Regions from separate parts of the Mus musculus genome. Here region 1 is linked to region 2. A link is a loop called in an ENCODE intact Hi-C map of the cell type or tissue named here. Cell type or tissue: heart. All regions are shown on one strand. Links, peaks and the distances in the headings refer to the core of each region. The heading gives the core; the rest is flanking DNA.

Region 1 (6,867 bases), core at 2,676-5,175, 930 kb after region 2:
CGGGGCTGCCCCCCTTCGTCCCCACCCCCGCGGGCTGAATGTCCTTGATGCCAAGCGGGCACGGCGGCGTCACTCCGCGCCGCCCATGCTAGCCGGGTCGGGCCGCTGCCCGGGCGCGGCGGCGAGTACGTTGGGGACCCGCCGGGGAGCGCTCTCCGATCCTCTGCGCGCCTCCCTGGGCAGTGACGGCCACCCCCTGGCAGCCCGGGGCTGGCTGCGCCGCTGTCGCCCCCAACCCTGGCCGGGGACTAGCCGGGCAGTGCCCAGGGGCCGGGGCTGGGGGGCCTCGGAAGCCGCCGGCAGCTCCCCGGGGAGGCGCGGAGCTGCGGTGGTAGCAGCGACGGCGGCGGCTAGCGCTGCGGCGGCCAAGAGCGCGGCCGTAGTCCAAGCCGAGCCTCCCAGGCGCGTCCCCGGCCCCCCGGGCGGGCTGCTCGCAAAGTTTGCAGGGGGCAGGGAGCGGGGCCGCCGCTGGCTCGGCCGCCGCCGGAGCTCCCGGGCTGCCTGCTGCCGCCGCGGCTCGCTGCTGCTGTGCATTGAAGCCCGGCCAAGCGCTGCAAAAACTCCAGCTGCCTGGCGCTCTCTGGGTCCTCCTCTCCTCCCTCCCGCCCTCCCTGCTTCCCTTCCTCCCTCCCTCTCCTCGCCTCCTCCCCTCCCCGCCGCCCGCGGCCCGCCGCCGCCGCCGCCGCTGCCGCCGCCGCCGCCGCTCCCTCTCTGGCTCGCTAGCTGGCTCGGAGCTCGCGACTGACATCTAGACCAAGGTAGAGCGGCCGGCAGAGGGGGCAGGGGGCGCTTCCCCGCACGCTGCCGCCACTGGCCCGCCTGCTCTTCCCCAGTGTGGACGTTTGCAGACACCCCCTGGGTCTTCTTGGCTTCCTCGAGTCACCCTGGCGGTGGAGACACAGGGCAGAGTGGTGCATATATGGTGCCACCAAGTGCACTTGGATCGGGGCATACTCCCAAGCAGGCATGTGGTGCAGGCGGTCAGAGGCACTTCTGGGTGTTCCTAACAGACACCAGCCAAACATACATCCATTCCTAACCTAGAATCCCTGTCCAGCCCCACCAACCAAGGTAATCCTACACAGAGCACTAGAGGATGCCCAAACCCAAGGTTTCTTCTAGTCCTAGGACAGAAATGAATGGCCAATGCCACAGAGCTTGTTAGGTAACCTGATCTGTCCAGAGGCTGACCTTGCTTCACTGTCTCTGAAGCCCTAGGTCCTGGGCCATGTCCTAAACATAACCCAGACATTGCCAACATCAGAATAGTTTCAGAAGCCCAAAGGAAGAAATCCAGAGGTTGCTTAAATTGAGAGAGCATCTGGCAGGCAGGGAAATAGGTGAGGCTGCACTATCTAGAATATCTCTACAAAGACCCCCTCCAGTTAATGAGCCCAACGACCAAAATAAATAAATAAAAATAAAACAATTTTCAAAAGGATGCCCACCTATTTGTCTACCCAACTCTGCATGCTAAGTTCAAGGAAATGGCTCTGTCAGCCAAGTTCAGTAAGACTAGCCATTCATCAAAGAAAGACCTCTCCAGGAGCTTATGGTTTGGGGTTCCTGACCCACTCTCCCATGACACTTTCTTCAACCTCAGTCACTTCCTGCGCATAACTGTCCCTCCCACCAAAACCTCTCAGAATCTGCTTACTAGGAAAAGGTTGACAGTGGTATAAATTCCTTCCCCTTCTTATAGGGGTAATGTTTTCACAAACATCAAAGTTATACCCTCGGTAGACTTTCGAGGTGACAAGTTGGACAAGCTTCCGGGCAGGTAGCACACTTGGGTCGGGTTGGACTTACCACCCAGGACCTTGTTGAAAGTGCTCCCACCAGAAGGACACAATGAATCAAGTGTAAGCATGAAGAAGCCAGCCAGCCAGACATTTCTCTAGTTACAGGGTGTTCCAGGAGACAGCATGGAGCCCTGTTAGGCTCTGGTTGTCTGCTGAGCATCGCATGGCCCAGAAGACAGCAAGGGTTATCTTATTAGCTCCCTGTAATACATTGATCTGGCTCCTCTCTTCTCTGAAACGCTGGATCCCAGACCCAAGATAAGCACACAATATCAAGTTAGTTTCACAAGCCCAGAGAAACACAGAACAATAACTCCATGTTGCTGCTGCTTTGACATCCTCCTTCCAGAACTAAGGGAGCCCCGGGGCCAAGTGTCTGTCTGACATGACGCCTCAGAGACACTCATGCAAAATCAAAGGAAGCTGTCCCCACAGGTCTTAGTAAGGCTTGCCTCACCAGGGCCTAAACTCACTCAGAAGAGTCTCCTGAAATTGGCACATGACACCTTCATAACAGGCTCACCCCAGAAGTGACAGCCTAAAAGCCCCACAGAAAACCCACCAGGCTGCTTAAATAATGCACTTCACTAAAGGATACAGGAGATCCGATTGTCAGTTGGCTGTAGGGGACTTATGTGAAAATGCTCAAAGGGAGAGGAAGTAAGAACTTACTCTAAGCCCTTCTCAGCCAATCATCCAAGCAAGTCTTTGTCACCCTGCCTAGATGTCTTTTCTGCCCCTTGTAGTGCGTGTGTGTGTGTGTGTGTGTGTGTGTGTGTGTGTGTGTGTCCTGATGGATGGACCAGAAGTCAGACTTTTTTTTTTCTAGAGGTAGCAAACAAAATGTGCTTATTGTTCTTTATCTCCTGCCTAGTGTGTGCAATCATTTGTTTTCATTCAGAGGAGTCAGCATTGTGTGGTACCTGAAGAGTAATGACAGAGGCCAGTGACAGGGAAAGAATGTGCAGAAAGCTGGACCAACAAAGGACAGGTGCAGCCCCTGCCTGTCCTCCTCTTCTTAATAGGGCCTTCCCTCACGCTGCCTTTGCCTTTCTTGACTTCTATTGAATACCACAGGGGGAAGGCAGGCTGGAAACAGTTACAGCTTCCCACCATTGTAAGAATGGCAGAAAGGGTCAAACTAGCCACAGCAAGAGACTTGATGGCCTATTGAAGGTTTCCTCAACTCTAGGATGGGGGCGGGGGGATGGGTAAGGTCGACTGTCTTACTCCTTGACTTTACTATTGACCACCACTATCATTCGCACAGGTGTGCGCTTCAGTGGCCTTCCCTTGCGTGCCCGCCACATTTATACCTTCTCATTGCAGTGGCATTCACAAGAAATACAAGCCCTATGAGCCTGATTTGAAACTCTAATGCAGTGTGTATGAAAGGAGTCTGCATTCCCTGTCTCAGGAAAGTATCTGTTTCTCCAGGGGTACAATACAGGGAGGCAAGCCCTTAGCTTCCCTGGCTCTTCCCATGAATTAGTAGCCTGGAAAAGGCAGCTCTGTGTAGTGGTCCAGGTCACGCTTCTTCTACACTTGCTGCAAGCCCTCCGAGCTCTCACACTCCCCCCGCCCCGCCCCCACCAGCTGATGAAGGTGAAGAGAGATATACACTGGGCAGTCGGGCTGTTCTCTGCTCACCACGGGTCTGTGAGTCACTCACCATACTGGCCTGGTGGCAGTGTCTGGCTCCATGGCCACCGAGGAAGAAGTTAAATGGCACATTGTTTCCTAGAGCCCTGTTTTCTAAAGAAGCTATTTTTGTGAGATTTTGGCTGTGGTCCTTTGCCAGATTTTGGGAGAAACATACTGGCTCATCTCTCATGATAGCTGACTAAAAGAGCCAGGTTTAAGGGCGAGAGAAGACTCCTAACTTCCCCTTCACTTAGCTTCCACCATTTCATCAGCTCAGGAACAGGGTCACAGTTTTCATTGATAAAAGCCAGGGTTGTTTATTAAACAAATTGCTGGAGCCTGGTAGCGCTGCAGGGACTTCTTTCCCACAAGAGTAGTCCCAGACCTGGGTCCTGCTCTGTGCTCTGGATAAAAAACCCTCTGGCCTAAGGCTGCTTGAAAACCTACATTGTGGCGCCACCTGCAGGAGAGCATAATTATCGACTTTATCCCAAATGTAACTGAGAACAGTTTCTGGCGTCCCCAAACTACCCGGGCCAGGACAGAACTGCAGACAGACAGAATGGACCCCTGCTATCAAGGTGTGTCACCAGATGGCCTCCAGACACTCCAGCAGTTCTCAATGTGAGCATTTCTTGGAAACTGCCATTTCAAAGATCAACAGCCAATTTACAGATTCTCAGCCCATTCAAGAATATTTCCCTCACATCACTAAGAGGTTAACTAAGCCTAGAACACATGGGTCTATCTTCCAGGTACTGAGCCATTGCAGAGAGAAATGGATTCCCTTGTGACAGTGAGGATGGATCATCCCTGTTAGCATAGTTGTGATAGTCTTGGGACCCAAACTGCCCCTGCCTCATAGCCCATGGGTGTAAATGACTGCAGATATTAACATCTGACCCTAACTCCTCTCTACTCATCTCATGCTTTGGCCATCACTGTCAACTCCCTCTGGGTCTCCTCCATGAGAAGGGTTCCCTGCCCTCTGACCTGTGGTTAGTGCACTTAGGAGATGACCATGTTATTTTCCACAGGGTTCCTCATTACATGCATCAGTCATTTGGTGGGGAAAAAAACATCTTGGTATTACCAGCTATGCAGTGGCTTCTTAAGGACACCTCTGCCTGTCTATACTGCTGCTCACAGCCAGTGTTGCAGCTCTGCCATGGATTGTTAGACCACAGGGAGATATACAAAGGTAAAGAGAATGACTCTCATCTAGCCGCATGTGTACACAGACACAAGGGATCTTTGTCCTCTGGGCTTAGAAACAGCTCCTATGTCCCTCAACCAGGGTCCCAGTGTTCCCTCTCTCCTCCATAACCTCCTTGATCTACTCTCTACTCTGTAGCATTCTTCTTTCTCTTTCAACCGACTGGCAGACATTTTGTTCCAGTAGTAAAATTGAACTGTTAGAGGATGCGGTAGTGTGAGCAGAGATAGGAGAAGGACAGAAATGGCCTAAGTCTACCGGCCAGAAACAGCAGAGTCCAGATGTGTCAGGACTCATGGCTTTCTACAGAAAGTATAGACACTTGAATCTAGCCTTTGGAGTCTTCAGTGAAGTCCAAGACACTCTAGAGCAGGGGTGAGACGGCGCTTTATGGTAGTGCTTTGGAGGTGATGTGTCACGCAGCAATGCGCATCCAATGCAGTGAGGTCATGGAGAACAAATCATTGCTCTGGCCTCATTAGCCTTTTACTCTTGTTTTCTGAGCCCATTTGGCTTTAGGATAAGAAGGAAGAGGGGGGCATGCTTCACGCCTGCTCTCCTAATACGGGGCAGGGCTGAGCTCCTATTCACACCCTGGTGGGATCTCCCTGCAGGACTCTGGGGTTAAGGTCTCAGCACCTCTCAATGTGTTAAACAAAAATGGCAAAATCCATCCAAGGGTCTGGGAGGCAAAACACGGAGAACGTTCGAGTCCAGTGTTCACTTGAAGTGGGCTGTCATCAGTTCCAGACTGTCAGCAATCAGAGACGTCCAAGAGCGATGCAGAAGGCCTGCTAGGTCCTATTCATTTTAATGAGCTGTCTGGCTCCAGCCCCTGACCGAGAGAGCCTTCTGGAAACCAGCTTGAGTGGGACCCTAGTGTGAGACCTTGCATCTGCAGAACACTATTCCCCTCGCGGCCTCTCCCTCCAAGCTTTACCTGCAGATGATCTTGGTGCTCACCACACCACAAGTGAAAGGGACAGACTGGGGGGCCAGCCGTTTCTTGTGGCTAGAAGGTATAGTAAAGATGGGGAGGAGGCAGGGAGCAAGGCTAGCGGCCAGTAGTTTCATTTTCTTTCCCACAACTTTCCACAAGGATGTCCCTATGCCTTCTCTGCTCGGCCCTGGAAAGCTTGTAGAGATCTCAGGAGGCTGCACCAGTCGTGCACAAGGATGAGACCAGAGCTAGATGTGGCGGCACACATCTGCAAGCACAGCACTCAGCAGGCTGAGCACGAGGGTGGGAAATTCAAGGACATTCTGGACAACACAACCCAGTGAATGAACTGGAACTAAATAACAAGACCCTTCTTCAACCCCTTACTCCCAATGTATACCAAAACCCAGAGGCTGGGGAAAGGGGGAAAGGGAGAAATGAAATTATGAGCAGGAGAAAAGGAGACCGTGCCTATTCTGGGTCAGAGGAGAAAGAAAGCCCTGACAACTCCCTCAGATAGGTTCTGGGTCAATTCTGAGACCCTTGCTAGTCCTTTCCCCTTCGATATCTCCCTCTAGGGCTCGGTGACAGGCCCTGTTCTCCTGCCTCTGTTCCCATGACCAGGTCCATTTCCAGTCCTTGTTTTTAGAGGAGTCCCTCCTAAAATTCCCCTCCTGACAGACTTGCAAATGTTACACATTCCATGGAATTCAGGGGAACAAGGGCCCAAGGCTGCAATCATGTGTGGTGCCATGTAAGGATGGAGGAGAGCCAATCATGCCTATCTCTCCCCATCACTGCATTCGGTGACGCCATGGTGGCACCTGGAAATAAGACACCGTGGAAATATGTACAGCACAACAAGCACACATTACAACTAGGGACGGTTTTATTAAGCATCTCCTGGCATAGCACAAGAGAGGCCCAATGACAGGCCTGGGAAAGGGTATTTGGTTCATATCACCTTGCCAGCCATTCAGGTGACAAATTCCACCTGTATTAGTTCATCTTCTGTTGCTATAATATAGTGGCCAAGGCTAGTAACTATAAAGAAAAGAGGTCTATTTAGCTCTTGGTTCTGTAGGTTCAAGAGCACAATGGCAGCACTATCCCAGCCTTTGAAAGGGTCCCACGGGGAAAACACCGTAATCATCAGAGCACTCAAAGAGGAGAGGTCACATGACCTGTAGAAAGCCAAAGAGACTGGGGAACAACCATAGTTGTTCTCTTTTAACAACACTCTTTCAAGAACTAATTCAGGTGTC
Region 2 (6,867 bases), core at 2,035-4,534:
AGCCAGTAAGCAGCACACCTCCATGGCCTCTGCTTCAGTTCCTGCCTCCATTTCCCTACCCTGTTTGAATTCCTGTCCTGACTTCCTTCAGTGATGGACTGTTACCTGGAAGTACACGATGAAATAAATCCTTTCCTTCCCAAGTTGCTTTTGGTCATGGTGTTTTATCACAGCAATGGGAGTCCTAAGATCCTGTTTTGTTTGTTTGTTTGTTTGTTTTAAATAAACCTTTCCAAACCAAGATGAATGGTACCCGAGGAATACCATTCAAGACTAACTTCTGGCCTCCACACCCATGCGCATGTACCAATACATTCATCAATGACTCTACAGCAAGTTCAATGCTAACCTAGGCTGCATGAAACTGTTTATTAAAACAAAACAAAGAAAAAATTTGAAGAGACAGATATATTCTGGGCAGGGTTTCCTCCCCACAGCCACTCAGCATTTAGTTGAGAAACTAGGCTGGTATCATTTTCTTGCATTTGGCAAAAATCACATGAGGAGCAACCTGAAAGTATACGTTGTCAGTCCGGACCATCCTCCTTTATCAAAGCTACTGCGTTTGTCTTCTTTCTACACCCAGGACACTTTGGAGGCAGATCGCTTGCTTATTGGTACCTCTCTTCCCCTTTTCAAAAATCCTTGGAGAATTTTCTCGCCCAGTTTTTCTTCCTCAGCACCTGGCCACATTTCCTGCACACAACAGCCAGTCAATAAATATCTGTTGTGGCTGATGATGATCAAGAGTGAAATTGAGGAAGCCTTTCATGTGTTGATAATGGCGGTGCTGTGCATCGGATCGGGCGCGAGGGGCTGCCGGAAGCATCGATGATTGTTGTCGCAGTCTCGTCTCCCCGCGCCGACTTAGCAAGCCTCTGATTGAACGATGATAAGGGTATCATTTTGCTGCATTAGGAGGAAAAGGTATATGGAGATTTGATGTGAGTAGTGTTTCATAACTTTCTCTGGATAAAAATAGGGGCATTTGTCTTCTTTCATCTAAGGCTGAATCATTTCTGAAATGGAGCCTTAAATTCTGAGGTGCAGAACATTTCCAGCTAAGCATCCTTGAGAGAGCTCGCTTGCTTCATGGTTTGTTTTTTTCCCTGGCCAAATGGGGAGTAAGATTGCAGAAACCTGTTACCTCCTGATAATTGGAGCTCTGAATGGGCGTGTGCCCACAGAGAGTGGCAGTCACTCCCGGGAGGCTCCTCGCCCTAGGCTGGCTTTGTTTCACCCTAGAGCTGTGACTCAGGGGGACCACAAGGTGTTTTTAGAAAGAGAAATGAAGGGGTATCCTGCATACTGACATTTGTGGGGTACCCATTATTGTGCCAGGCACCGTGCAGAGGACAGAGACCTATCCCTTTTCCAGGGAATTGGGGTGGGTTTTGTGTGTGTGTGTGTGTGTGTGTGTGTGTGTGTGTGTGTGTGTGTGTGAGAGAGAGAGAGAGAGAGAGAGAGAGAGAGAGAGAGAGAGAGAGAGAGACTGCCTCACCCAATCCCTAATAGACGCTAGGAGTTCAGCTCATAAGGGTGGTTAGTGCAGGGTTGCTGATGAGGTTTGGGTAAAGAAAGGCTGGAGGCAGGCATAAATGGTCTTGGTGATGCAATTACTTTTTTTTTGTATTTATTTTTAGCCTATGTACAAAATGTTTTACCTGCACATATATGTATGGATACCACATATGGTGTCCTCAGAGGTCAGAAGTTAGCAGCGAATCCTCAGAATCTGGACTTATAGATGCTTGTGAGCTGCTGGGTGGGTGCTGAGACTCAAACGTGGGTCTTCTACAAGAGCAGCCAGGGCTCTTAACCACCGAGTCACCTCTTCAGCCTCTCCACCTTAATTTTTTGAGACCGTGTTCCTTGCTGAATTTGGAGCTAGACTGACCAGTGAGTCCCTGAGATCCTCTTGGCTTTGCCTCCCTGGTGCTGAGATTACAGACCCACGGCTGCCGTGCCCAGCTTTTTACATGGTATGCCCGGTGTGCAATTAAGGTCCTCATGAGTACCTGACAAGCACTTTACTGACTGAGCTTTCACCGTATCCCCAAATACCTCAATATGTGAAGGGGATGGCTTCAATCCATACCAACGGGAGATGTAGGTTTTTATTAGGGTGATAAAAACTAAGAAAAAAGTCAAGGGTTCCAATTACCTTAGAAGGTCAGAAGGGCTACTGTCTGTCATGTGGTCAATTACCCCAGGATTGTCCTCTGAGAGGGTTAGCCACGCCCCTCCATGGCTGCATCTCAGTCCATCTGCATACACTCTTTCTTCACGCCAGTGGTGCCTCCCGCCACCTCCTCTGCTCTCTTGCTCCATGCTTTGTGAGAAAAGGGACAGAATATAGTATGGTAGAAGGTCCTGGGGGTGGGGATGGGGGTGGGGGAGAGGAGTCCACAGTAGTCCTTTGGCTGTTAGAACCAAGACTGGCTACATTGTTTCATTGAGACAGTGTCACCTGGCAAAAGGATCCTGGTTTATCCTTAAGGTTGGGGTGAAGGTGAGAAATAAAGTAGGTAAAGACAGTAGCCACAGACAGCCTTCCCTCCCCTCTTCTGGGAAAACCAGCTCACGGTTGGCCCATAAGTCTTGCCACTCCCCAAAGAAGCCTCTTGCTAGATCCCCTAGGCCATGGTCACCCAATGATTCGGGTTCAGCAAACAGCTTCCTCTGGTGTCATGTCTTCCCTAATGGAATGACTGCTTACCATACCCAGTTAGAGGAGAAGTGCTCTGCAGATCGAAGCTGGCTGAGTCAGGCCCAGAAAGGAAGGAAAGAGATCACCCCAGTAGGGAGATTGGCTTAGGGAGGCTTGAGAAGGGTCATGGCGCAGGCGGAGGGTCTGTTAGTGTGTGAGGCAGAGGACTAGTCACATGTAGTAGCTGGATACTAAGTCTGGCAGTCTGTAAATGGTAGTGTCAGAAAAGCGGTGGCCTGGTCTGCAGAAAGTGAGGGGAGCAGGGACGAAATGGGCAGAGCAGGTCCCCCTGCCACCATCTCCTAGCCCTGAAGGTGGGATCCTGTGGGAAAAGCCTCAGAGACTGAAAGAACTAGGTCGGTATCTCCGTTAGGGTTAAGCAGGGACATAGTTGCAGTGCTAAAGTCTCTCCACCAGAGGGCGAGAAAGCCCCACATATGAGACCTAAAGGACAGTGGTTGCAGATCAGAATTAGGTCTGCATGGGGAGAGCGTTAGACTGAAGAATTAGGCCTGCCTATAATCATTCTCACCGAGAAAGAGTAGGCAAACGTTTCCCAGCATCTAAAGCCACATGGAACAGAGCATAACTTGTGGGCGTGCTTGCCCTGGTGGGGTGACACTATAAGGTACCCACCCCTCCACCCCACCCGGCTGACACAGGAAAGATCTCATTTGGATCATGTCAGTTCTCCACTTCTCTGATTCATTGTTCAAAATGGGGGGTTAACTCCAATTTTATCTGAGAGGACACTGGCCCGTGAGAGCATCACTGGAGGTGTCAGGGCCACACCTTCTGCTCTGAGGACCCTGGAGACGGATCACCACTGCTCATGGGCCTGGCTGAGGGGCCTGCCTTTGTTCAGTTGTAGGCAGGACAGTCTCAGAATCAGACTGAAGCCAGGGCAGCTGCACAACACGTTGACCCTAGGGTTCATCATCCTTGATATGAATATTAAAGACCAGCTCTTAACTAAGGTCCATCATCAGGGATGATGTCAGCGCACCAACATTCTCTTGAGAGTGAAGGCAGCAGAGTTCAGCAATGGCAGTGGTGGGGGCTCGCCCTCTCTCTGTCCCTTGAGCCTGAGCACTGGTTTGAATCATGGAGGGAAGGGAGTCCTTGTGAGTAATGAAGGGAGATGGGAGAGGCCGTGAGATCACACAGTCTTTTTTTTGTAACATCACATTTTTTATTGATTACTTGAGAATTTCATATACTGTACCCCAATCTCACTAGGCCTCCCAGATCCAGCCCTCAACTCTTGTGACCTTATCCCAGAAAAAAGAAGAGAACAAGAGGAGGAGGAGGAAGAGGAGGAGGAGGAGGAGGAAGAGGAGGAAGAAGAAGAGGAGGAGGAGGAAGAGGAAGGGGAGGAAGAGGAGGAAGAGGAGGAAGAAAAGGAGGAGGAAGAGGAGGAAGATGATGAGGAAGATGAGGAGGAGGAAGAGGAGGAGGTGGAAGAGGAAGAGGAAGAGGAGGAAGAGGAAAACCAAGGACATTGTGTATTGCCCACATACTCACTAGAGCATGGTCAAACTCCCAGTGGCCAACCTCTGAAAGAAAACTGTTTCCCCACCCCCACCCCCATCAAAAGCCATCAGCTGTGAAGAGTTATACTTCAGCATCTCCATCAGAATTCTAAGAGTTCTTTTCAATGGCTTCCTGTCTAGAGTGTTTCTTTTTTGGGAGGGGGTAGGCGTGAGGGTTGGGGTGGGAGAGGTTGTCACAGAGGACATCTATGTCTCTCAGTCTCAGCTGTGAGTCTGCAGTCATCACGCCCACTGCAGAAGAGGCTTCCTTGTCCTTCACAGTCGGGACATGGGTCATGGATCCCCACATACTTTCTGGGGACACACAGACCCACGGACATCAGCACAGACCTCAGCTGTAGCACAAATTACAGACGCCATCGTGGTCCTCTGCGGCAGCACAGGTCACAGGTATCAACATGGCCTTTAGTGGCAGCATGGGGCATAGACACCAACATGGTCTCCAGTGGTAGCACAGCCTATGGGCATCAGCATGGCCCTTGGCATGGACCACGGACACTATCATGGATTCAGGTGGCAGCACATTTATACAGATCTGTATAAATATTTTCCTCTCTGGGCATTAAGAAGCAATCCAGAGGAAGAACAAGTCAGACACTTGTCTCCTCTTCCATGATCTGTGGGACAGTAAACCATGCCAGGAAGCTTGGTGGGTAGAGCGGGTTGAGACCCCGGAAACTCACACCTGAGATAGAAGGTGCCTCCCTGCTCCCTGCTAGATACCTGGTCTGGAAGACCTGCCACACTTCCCACATAAGGAAATGTGACCTGTGGTGACGTTCACCTAGAACAGAGTTCTCCATGCTAAAGAAGTACCTAGAGGCACTGAGAGTTTAGCCAATAAGCTCCCCTTCCCAGACATTCCTCCCTGCAAATGGTATTTAATCTCGGGTTCATCCACCCTGAGAAGAAGATATGAATATTTTCCAGGATGAACAATCAATAAATAGTTTGGAACCTAGGACTGTCTCTTTCATCTACCACCGTCATGGGGAGCACGGAGCAGGTCTTCGCCTACAGAGCCACACAGCCTAAGTCTCCCATAGGAGGGCCCTCTGGGCCCTCAGACAACTGCTGCTACCTTCGCCAATGAGCAAAGCTGGAGCGCCCAGCCCCAGGCCTGGTCGACATGCCATTCTCAGCCTGTCAGCCCCCAGTGGTTTTAGCCTTGCTGTGGCCCGTGGACCCCTGACACCTTGTTCCCGACTCCTCTGTGTGGTTCTCTAGCAGCGACTAGATGCTCAGAAGTTAGGGAACACCAGCTTCGGCTTGCTCACATCTCGGACTGTTTTCCCACCCCCAGAGCGGTGTCTCTGTGCTTCCCTGAAGCCCAGCACCTACCAGGCAGCAGCGTGGGTGGGATAAGCGTAGTCAAGCTCCCTGCGTTTCTCTTCCCAAGCGGCCGTGCCCTGCCACGGGGTGGGATGCGGACCCACAATGGTCCAGGAAAGAGGATGCATTTTGTTATTGCACGTGGCTGACTCAGACACAGGGAGGAGAGATGGGTCTGTTCGATTGGTTTAGTCTTGCCACAGTCTAGGGAGGGACTCTAGAGGAAGAAGACCCGTTGTAGCTAAAGCAGTGCAGGAGAAAATCAGACCACATCAAATGGCATGGAAGGCTGAAGAAGCTGTCCAGGACAGAATCTGCCTCTGAGAGAAAGAAACGGAAGAGGGTGAGTTTTTTAGTGAAAGAGGTGATCTAGGTTATGGTGGGCTTGGGGCAGCAGCCACATTTCATCAAAATACCTCTGTCCTCTTCTGTTGGTCACATGTGGGGAATCCACAGGAGTGCACGTGACACAGCAGTGACTGGAGCTCCAGCCTTGCAGCAGGGTCTGTCCTGAGGAACCTTGGGCCTGATTTGCAGCTACGCTGGGAGGGACCTCCCTTCTCTGAGAGACTGTTGCTTTCTCAGGTCTCTGCAACACAATTTCCCATCTTCTACAGAGTCACAGGTCAGCATCGAACATAGCCTCTTTCAGACCACAGGATCCCTTCACCAGGTGACAAGTGGGGTCCAGGAAGACCGGACAAGGACCAGGTCTTGTATTGTAGGTGTTCTAGGGCCTGTTAGAAACACAAAGTAACATGTGTCAAAGCCCTAGGACTCCTTCAGAGTCTGGCTATGTAATGTTTTCTGGGGGGAGGTGTGGGTGAAGGGGACAATCTTTGATCTTCCATTTTCAGTTGTGCAATGGAAAGGCCCCACCCTGTCCCACCCCACCCTGCCCTGCCTTCAGGGCTCTTTTTGCAAGGTGTGATGCCAGTGACTGTGAATACACTGTGCCCTGTGTAGCATGGTGCAGACGTGGAGAGTGTCATATTCTTTCTTCTGGTAAAGTAGGACCCCTCTTTCTCCCCCTTGAATCTCCTCTGCTGCCTGTCTCCTTGTTTTTGTGAGATGTCATCTCTCTTAGGGACAGTCAGTCCCATGGTTTCAGGTGAAGCCACCAAGCCTGTGTATCTATTCCCCATTGAAAGGTGAACGGAGGAAGGGGACAGTGCCCTTCTAGCCTGGTCCATTTTCTCTTTGGGACTAGCTTAGACGATTCTCGAGAGTACCAGCAGGGGGCAGTGGCACCTCACATCTCAGTCTCCTGCC

Evidence for each region. Hi-C counts contacts between places; a loop is a spot of excess contacts. Peaks named below come from ENCODE experiments on the same cell type or tissue, not always from the same donor. Only the 100,000 strongest peaks of a DNase experiment are listed, where the experiment ranks them.
Region 1: it touches region 2 in a loop (11-fold over the local background); 24 of 42 quality-filtered maps call a loop at or near these places.

Annotation. Positions count from the first base shown.
Region 1 is chr6:32,587,672-32,594,538 of GRCm38, forward strand. It overlaps Plxna4 (plexin A4), which reads right to left and starts at 521. Exons shown (of 32, transcript NM_175750.3): 1 at 1-521. In heart, for the core only: a CTCF peak has its summit at 3,918 (motif pointing left); a DNase peak (open chromatin) is centred at 3,900.
Region 2 is chr6:31,657,823-31,664,689 of GRCm38, forward strand. All of the region lies in intron 1 of Gm13846 (a long non-coding RNA gene), which reads left to right. It overlaps Gm13848 (predicted gene 13848), which reads right to left. Exons shown (of 3, transcript NR_152155.1): 2 at 6,012-6,332; 3 at 4,398-5,915. Among named protein-coding and RNA genes, the nearest start is that of Gm13848, 4.9 kb to the right of the region's middle. In heart, for the core only: a CTCF peak has its summit at 3,119 (motif pointing right); a DNase peak (open chromatin) is centred at 3,119; H3K27me3 peaks cover 614 bases.